Regions from separate parts of the Homo sapiens genome. Here region 1 is linked to region 2. A link is a contact called in ENCODE Hi-C data. All regions are on one chromosome and are shown on one strand. Each heading gives the region's core, a stretch centred on a gene start or an enhancer-like site at or near the end of the contact. The rest is flanking DNA. Distances are from core to core; before and after follow the strand shown. Region 1 has its middle 18 kb from the start of PDE3A. Region 2 holds the start of LINC02468 (long intergenic non-protein coding RNA 2468).

Region 1 (4,684 bases), core at 722-3,221, 220 kb after region 2:
AAGTGGGCAAAAGACATGAACAGACACTTCTCAAAAGAAGACGTCCAACCATCCAACAAATATATGAAAAAAATGCTCAACATCACTATCATCAAAGAATGCATATCAAAACCACAATGAGATATCATGTCACACAAGTCAGAATGGTTATTATTAAAAAGTCAAAAAACAACAGATATTGGTGAGCCTTCAGAGAAAAGTGTGTAAGTGTATAGCAGCTTGTACACTGTTAGTGGGAATGTAGATAAATTTAGTCCCTGTGGAAAGCAGTTTGGAGATTTATCAAAACACTTAAAATAGAACTACCATTCAACCTAACAATCTCATTACTGGGTATATATTCAAAAGAAAATAAATCACTCTACCAAAAAGATACATGCACTTGTATGTTTATGTCAGTGCTATTCACAATAGCAAAAACATGGCATCAATTTAGGTGTCCGTTAATGGCGGACTGGATGAAGTAAATGTTGTACATATAAATAATGTAATACTATGCAGCCATACAAAAGAATGAAATAGTGTCCTTTGTGGCAACATGGATGCAGGTGGAGGCCATTATTCTAAGTGAATTAACACAGAAACAGGAAAACAAGTATTGCACCTTCTCACTTATAAATGGGAGCTAAACATAGGTACTCTGGACATGAAGATGGGAACAATAGAGACTAGGGACTACTATGGGGGTGGGGAGATAGGGGACAATGGTTCAAAAACTAGTGGGTACTATACTCACTACCTGGGTAATAGGATTGATCATACCCCACACCTCAGCATCATGTAATATACCCATATAACAAACCTACACATGTAACCCCTGATTCTAAAATAAAAGTTGAAATTAAAAATAACAAAAAAATAAAAATAATGAAAGAAGATGTTACTGTTTCGAGTGAAGTTTTATGCCAATAATGTGTAGAAGCTATGGAAAGACTTACAGGTCTCAATTTCAGCAGCTGATTGAGAATTTTATTTTTGTAAGGGAAGAATATTGAGTACATATATTTAATGATATTAACATAAGAATGACCTTACACTTTTTCTAAATCAAGGAAAGCTGTGAATAGGTGGGCTTACTTACTGAGAATCCAGAAAGGTAGAGGCCTTGATCTTGATATGCTCATGTTGTTGAGCACATAAATGGGACCGCTGATCAAACCGTCTTGTTGTTAGAACTCAGTCTAATACTGTATAGCTATATGGTTCAGTGGCCAATATTCAATCCTTCTCACAAAATTTATAATTGCATTTCATTTGGTAATTATGACATAAACATTGCCATTTGCTCTCCACTCTATAATTAAGTAGTATCTTTAGAGTATCTTGGTAAAAATCATGTAATTCGTATGCATGGGCTATAATATAAAGCGGATACAAGTACTCGTCTTAAAAATTTTTTTTTTAAAGAGTGGGTCCATTAGTTAACTTACTTTATTTTAAAAAAAGTTGTGACTATATATTTTTGTGTGTCTTTGAAAGATAGCCAGATGTATTAGGCAACTTATTATACTTGCCAGCTTTGGTCATCTCAACATTGTGAACTCAAATTTTAGACCAATTATTTGGCTCAGTTCTTTTCAAGATATTACAGATTATGAGGATTTACAATTACAAAACATAGAAAACTTTTTGTGTTTGAGTGCTCATCATGTCCAAAGACAATATTTCACTTTGCTAAAATTAAATCCAATTAGGTGAATGAGATCATTACAAATTCTCTTTATACATAAAATGTGCAACTGTGGAAGGAAGAAAAAGAAAAGATAGTTAAATTTGCTTTACCTTGTTTCTAACTTTATATTGTGTGATTAGATACAGGCAGCAATACAACGAACGTTTTCTGGAAAATACGTTTTAAAAAAACAAATGTCTTAAATTAGAGACAATGAAAAATAGCTTATTCACTACGAGTATCTTAGTCAAAAGCTTTGTGAACTTCAGAAGGAAAGCGTAAGACTATACTTCCTTCATTCTTCCTGAGAAAAATAATTCTCACGGGAAGCGTCCTACTATGACTCATTTACAGTTTTGCATCTGTAAGAAAAATAGAAGAAGCTGACGCAGAAATCAGGATTTAATGAGTAAAATAAACTTATATTATGGGTTTGTGTGATATTTCCTTCAGTATGATGAATAATTTGTCATTTCTAGATTCAGTGAGTAACAAGTTCACCCTTCACCCCTCTCACCAGGCTGTTTTGTTAAAGGCATCTGGCCAAATAAGATCAGGCTGTTGCTTCAAAATTATGAAGTACAAAGTATTTCTTTTAGACTTCACAAGTAGAACACTTCTATTTAAGTAAATTGTTTACCTTGTATTTGTTTGATATATATTACTATAACACAAACTCTTGAGATACTCTCACTTTTTAAAGTATAGTATAATGCATAATATATAAATTTGTATATTTATAAATAAGTCCAAGTAACAAATGAAGCCAATGAACATATTCCAGTCACTGGCTGGAAATTTTTCTTTCTCAAATATGATCTAAAGCTGCGGTAAGATAGACTTCACATATAAATATTACACCTTTCCAGGATCATTTTCCAATGTCTTTGAACAGGGGAGCTCTCTCGCAGCCACATTGAGCTGTACTTTGAATTTCTTGCTTTGATGCACTCCTGATTTTATTGCTGCTTAAAGGCAAAGTTTGGGTTTTATTTATTTTAAAAGCATTAGAGAAATATTTGCAGAATGACTGGATTTATAATAAAGGTTTCTAACAAACAGATCAGTTAATAAACCAAGAGAACAGCACGCTTATAGCTTTTCAAAAACTTCAGTGGTTTTTCACACAAGGACAATCAGGTTTAAAATACAAGCCACTGTTCTGCTGGATTTCAACAAATGCAACATTAGAAACTTGTTTAAATATGCATTACCAAATGAAAGCCAAAAAGATATAGGCTGGGATTTTATAGAGCCAAAATAAGCAATTAAAACGGGAAGAATTCGGTCTATACACATGTGGCCTACATTATGACAAGCAATTGTTGGACCAGGTTTTTTAACTAAATTGATATTGGGGCTCAGCTCACTTGGAGAAGCTTTCCTTTGGCCAGCCCAGACTTCACACTAACTTTTCAAGTCCTTCCTGGCCTCCGGAGCGCCATTCAAGTTAGATTTTTATGAAGTCTTTCTTGACTAATTGAACTTACCTTGATTTCTTCTCATCAATAAACTACCAGTATCATGCATTTATTATTTCTCAGTACACTGTCGCATTAGTTTCAAGGTGTGTGCCTTTGTGTGTGTGCATGCACATGCGTGCGTGTTTCCGTGAACATACAAATCTTGTCTCCCATGCAAGAGTTTGCATTTCTCAATGCAGACAGTACGGCCCATGCCTTTGTGTTTCCCATGGTGCCTTGTGTAGAACATGTTATTAAGCATGAAATGGTTCCACTGTAAAACTCCAGGCTGCTGAGGCCAAAGGGGGTGCACAGGAAGTATACTAGAGTCCATGTTTTTGCCTACTAGGGGATTCGTTTTCAACTTGGACCTAAGCTGGAATTTATTCTCCCAGCCAAAAAGCAGTAGAATATACACCGGCTCCTTGCAACGGCGACGGCTCTGGCAGAACACAGAAGCGGCAGACAAACAGCACTCAGAGAAGACAGAAAGTTGCCGGGCTGCTCAAATAGAGACAGAAGCCAGTCCCTGTATAATAAATACTAGCAGTAGCCATTTAGTCGACAGCAAGGAGTGAAACAGCCTTCATATTTAACTACGTACAGTTTATGAAGACTCTATATTAAAATCTGAAAAGCAACTGTAGATATAAACAGATTTTTTTCTACTATTAGTAACATGGAATTTGATATAAAGAAATAATTATCTTTCTTTTTTTCGAGATGGAGTCTGGCTCAGTCACCCAGGGTGGAATGCAGTGGCGCGATCTCGGCTCACTGCAACCTCTACCTCCCAGGTTCAGGTGATTCTCCTGCCTTGGCCTCCCAAGTAGCTGGGATTACAGGCGGGCGCCACCATGCCCGGCTAATTTTTGTATTTTTAGTAGAGATGTAATTATCCCAATATAGAAGAGCCAGGGGTATAAAGAAGAGGATGTGCATGTTAGACTGACAACAGATGAAGAAAATTAATCGTGCTGTACCTGAACAGAGACACTTCACTAGTCTCACTGAGTCAATATGCAGAATTAGAAAAGAATCCCAAACTCTACTCAGTGTCATTGCTAATATGTTATATATACTTATCCTTAAATGCAAGTAAACTGCAAGTCCATTTTTTTTTTTGAGACGGAGTTTCGCTCTGTCCCCAGGCTGGAGTGCAGTGGCGCGATCTCGGCTCACTGCAACCTCTACCTCCCAGGTTCAGGTGATTCTCCTGCCTCGGCCTCCCGAGTAGCTGGGATTACAGGCAGGCGCCACCATGCCCGGCTAATTTTTGTATTTTTAGTGGAGATGTAATTATCCCAATATAGAAGAGCCAGGGATATAAAGAAGAGGATGTGCATGTTAGATTGACAACAGATGAAGAAAATTAATCGTGCTGTACCTGAACAGAGACACTTCACTAGTCTCACTGAGTCAATATACAGAATTAGAAAAGAATTCCAAACTCTACTCAGTGTCATTGCTAATATGTTATATATACTTATCCTTAAATGCAAGTAAACTGCAAGTCCATTCTTTTTTTTTTGAGACGGAGTTTCGCTCT
Region 2 (4,691 bases), core at 1,956-4,455:
AGCTTGACTACAATTTAAATGTAAAAAATACATATTAAGATGTAATGTATGGGTCTCTACCTTTAAAAATTAGGATTAATATAGAGAGGATCGGGGTAGAGATTAGTACTTGGCATGTAACAGAAGATATGTGAAAGGCAAAACAGCTTCTTGAAATGTGTTAACTGGGGAGCCATCATCACGTGAACATTTTTCATAGTTTAATTGGCTTAATTAATTGAAAATGAGGTAATTGATTTTTAGAAGGTGTTTAAAAAGTATGGTTAAGGATGGAAATTTTATAAAATGAATTCATAAATCTTTGATAATCCTTAAACAGAATAAGGAAGTGTTGGTTTCAGTGAACTTTCCATTAATCCTGTAAGCCCACATGAGGTTAAAACAATGAGACCGTTGTTTGCAACCAGATGTTAATTATCCATAAACGGTAGTGTGGTTCATAGTAATACAGAATCTAATGTGGAATTAATTTAAAAAATCAAAAAAATCAATTATCTGAGTATATTGGGAGGAAACCTCAATGAAACGAAGGAGATTCTACATGGGTAGTCCAAGGAATCTCACTAGTTGTTAAATAGCCTGTCTCTAGAGGTTTTTCAGCACTTATCTCCATTGTGACTAGAGGAGGAGCATTTATATCTTAACTACAAAGATATGTGTGCAGCTGAGACTGACACATCTAATAAAGGACTGCTTCGCTGCATCTGCCAAGGTCTCTTGGCAAGGGCTTTGGATCCAAATACTAAGATTTCCTAATATTTCCTGAATGGGTACTCTTTCAGAAGCATAGCAATATTATCGCCTATCCTTCCAATTCAACCACTTAGCTTCTCCTTCAGTATTAGTGTAATGGGGGTCATACTTTGAAAAATTTAACTATGCATTCTTCTTTAGCTTTCCAAGCAAATAACATTTATTATAGTTGTCCCAAGAATTTATGAAACCTGGAGAAGATTAAAGTATGTTATTGCAAATGGAATGATGTAATAGCTTCTGACATGGAAAATAAGATTTTTCAAATTTCTTGTTACATTTCAGTGTACCAAGAACACTGGTGGATGAAGACAAAGGAAAGATGTTACTAATCCAGCCAAAAATGTGTGTCCTTATTTTTCCTTCCTTGGGCTCCTGCTCAAAGACCTAAAAAAGAGTAAATAAATGAGAGTAAATGAGGCCAGAATTGGATTTTTATGCCCACTTCTTACTTGAAGCTCTGAGCTTTGCAAGCTATTCCTTACATGATCTTATGAGATAAATGTTATTCTTATTTTTACAACTGAGGCAAGTGGAGATGAGTAATTTATTCAAGATTACACAGATGGCACAGAACCTGGATTTGAACCCAGGACAGTTTGATTAACCACTCTTAATCGCAATACCATAGTGCTTCTCTGTGCTGCAGTGGGGAACACAGAGATGCTAACATTTTTAAAACTTACTTAAAATTATAAAAAAAGAAAGTCCATAAATTTTCACACTTTTATATTTATGAAATAAGTGAATTTCTGATCATATTTTTTTTTAGCTGGTGTGATACCAGGGTATAGCATTTGCTATTCTGGTTTAGTAATGTATTAAAATCTATTAAAATTGTGTGTAGTAGAATCAAAAATTTTAAAATGTAACTTGGACTTCTGTGTATCATGCTAAAAAACAATTTGAAACATACTTTTGCTCAGTTGCATCTCAGCTAAAAGTATTTTTTTCTTATGTGACTCTCTTGAATAGTTTTGTAATTATTGATGATTGTTAATGATGATAACATTTCTGGTCTTGATTTATCAAGTACCATAAACATTCACAATAGATTTGTAATTTCCTCAGAGTTTCAGGAATTAAATTAATTGCCACTATAAAAATGATTTTTGAAGCTCTTCTAGGAAGGGTACTTTGTTTATATTCTAGCTATTTCCTGAGGAATGGTGTAAATATTTCATAAATGTTTGGGAACCAGACTTTTTACGCCCAGTCTCACTATCCAACACATAAATTATCTCTTTCATCTAGATATTATTTTTTACTTTTAGGTACTTAGCTCTTTATTTACATGTTTTAAAGTGTGTTATTTCGCAGTAGTTTATTTGAACTAAATGAGATATTTCTGACATCAACTTTTAAAACTTGATGGTTTCTCTTGGATTTTTTTTTTTCGTAGACTTGCTGTCTCTAGTTCAAGGCTTGCTTTTGCTTGTAAACCTATAATGTTACAATTAAATGATGTAGCAGTTCAAGTAATGTTAACTACCCTGGATTAAAATGCTCTCAGGCAATTAAACGGCAGTTGTAAATCATTGGAATTTGGAAAAATAATCAGTGTCGTATGATAGTTGCATGACACATGATGGATCTGATTTTTAATATATGCCATCTTGATTAGAAAATGAAGATGAGCCTTCTGTAAAATGTCATGCATAAGATAGAATTAAGTAGAGGAAGGAAAAAAAGAACAGAGAATATGTGAATTTTTATTTTCCAGAATAGTTAGGGGAGGCAAACTTTAACTCAGAAAAGTGATAGAACTGCAACAATTCCATTAAATCAGTTATACTCACTGTGAAACACAAGTCACAGTTTTCGTTTTACTGTGGTTAAATGAAATAAACATTGTATTTGATAAAAGCAAGTAAAAGTCATATACACAACTTGAAATGACTCAATTAAATACTCCAGCATTGCCTTCCCCGTGCTTAGCTGGTATTGGTGGGGCTTCCTCTTACCTTTTTAGCTGTGTCTCTCTCCATATAGATATTTTTATTATCACCAGTTATTCGCTATTTTGTTCAAGATTGATTTGGTTTACTTCTATATATCTGTGATTATATACAAATAAGGTCATAACAAACACTAGTGTTTTTATTTTTCAGGAAAATCTCCAAGAGTTGGTGAATCATGCTGTTGCCAATAATAGGCATGTGACATAACTGAACATTTCATCATCTTCAGTAAATAATCAAGATGGTAAGAATTATACAGGATGTAGCATAGATTGTTAAATTTGTGAAAGTAAGTTGTAGGCTATGTTAGTTAGAATTAGGTTTGCCTGCTACTGACAGAAAACTCCAAATAACAACGTCTTAAACAATATGGATGTCTTCTTCTTCAAATAGAATCTAATGTCACCTTTGCAGAGATGACATGCTGGGTCTGTGATCACCAGGGATCCAAATGCCTTCGATCTTGGTGCTGGCTCACAATCACCAAGTGGCTTCCACCTCACAGTCTGCTGTGGTTGATTAAACTCCAGCATCTTATTGATGTTCTAGCTGGCAGAAACGAAAAAGAACCCAACAAGGGCAAGGTTGAATTACAAAGAAAGGAGAAAATATCCATTGGAGGACTACTATCAACCTCTGCCACAATTTCTACATTTTCTCAACGTATGAAATTTTAAAGTATACTACTAAATTTTAAAAATTATTCGTATTCATATTTTCAATGGTAAAACTATCGAGCATTCTGTTGTTTGTGCCAATTGTTTTACCAAAAATTTTAGATACAAGAAGAGACATTTATAACACAAGGTGTTTCTAACTGGAAAGTAAGCCCTGGAAAAATTTAGGAAACAAGAGAGATGTGAAACGTGCTTTATGTTATTGTGATTTTGAAATCTATTTTTTGGAAAAACTATGCTTATAAATAATTGAAACTTTAAGAGAGGTTGAAGACAGTGGAGCACAATTAAATTTTGTGGTTAGAAGGTTGCATTTCTAAAAAAAAATGTTTACTATTGAGAGGGCATTACAGTGCTATGAGGGCAGGAATTTTCGTTCATTTTCTTCACTTATATTTTTTGCAACCAGAGTAGTGTGTCGAACACAGTAGGGGCTAGATAAATGTTGAATTAATGATTGATCAATTGGTGGATTAAATTAGAGTAAAAGATGAAGAAACATTTCTTTTTATTTATTTATTTATTTTTATTATACTTTAAGTTTTAGGGTACATGTGCGTAACATGCAGGTTAGTTACATATGTATACATGTGCCATGTTGGGTGAAGAAACATTTCAACACATGAATTACAAGCAGATTTTTACAAAAGAGCACACATTTAATACTAAATTTGAAAATTCACCAAACATAGTAATAACATCAGTTTTTCCTTAGCTTATTCGATAATACGAGAAAACTGTGTAGGGAAAGAACAACTTGAGTACATATAAAACCCACTGAAGATGTCAAAATGTATCCAAATTTAAAAGAGGCTCTTAAATTTTATCAAGCTAAGAGAAGTCTGGGACTAAGCAAGAATTTATTTGTAGCAAGTCACAAAATAAAAATAAATTATGTGGCCTAGACTGCAACAGTCATAAAATTGTGGGAATTTTAATGAAGTTCTTTCTGAATTTAAAGAAAACCACAGAGGTTTCCTTATCATTATGCATGCCTTTTGCATTTATGAGTGATAATGTTTCATGAGTAAGTAAAAAAGTTGTAAAAATCCTAAATACTGTATGTCTTTATATGCTATCACTCAGAAATATGCAAAAAGATAAACACTTCCTCACAATATGTAAGCAGAACAAAGGCATTAGAAGTAAGCTATGCAAGTTGTAAAACATGGGTTGACATGTACTTAGTCTTATTTTATTGGTATAATTGAGACACATCTGGAGATTACTGAGTCTTGAAATATGCAGATGACTGATGAATTAAGTGTTTGGCTGACAGATTTCAAATTTGAAATTATAA

What was found. Hi-C counts contacts between places; a loop is a spot of excess contacts on that map. Pooled maps may share reads with other maps.
Region 1: a pooled map shows a loop between it and region 2 (2.2-fold over the local background). The contact joins the enhancer-like site here to the promoter of LINC02468 in region 2. A Hi-C loop is called at or near these places in 5 of 168 maps with a recorded cell type or tissue (A673, ascending aorta, chondrocyte and 2 more) and 6 of 50 pooled maps.

Annotation. Positions count from the first base shown.
Region 1 is chr12:20,348,625-20,353,308 of GRCh38, forward strand. No RefSeq gene overlaps it. Among named protein-coding and RNA genes, the nearest start is that of PDE3A, 18 kb to the right of the region's middle. Within about 2 kb of position 1,972, at least 2 of the 41 ENCODE cell types and tissues checked have a DNase peak (open chromatin) inside an H3K27ac peak, as active enhancers do.
Region 2 is chr12:20,124,696-20,129,386 of GRCh38, forward strand. LINC02468 (long intergenic non-protein coding RNA 2468) reads right to left here and starts at 3,206. Exons shown (of 4, transcript NR_146523.1): 1 at 3,121-3,206; 2 at 1,044-1,140.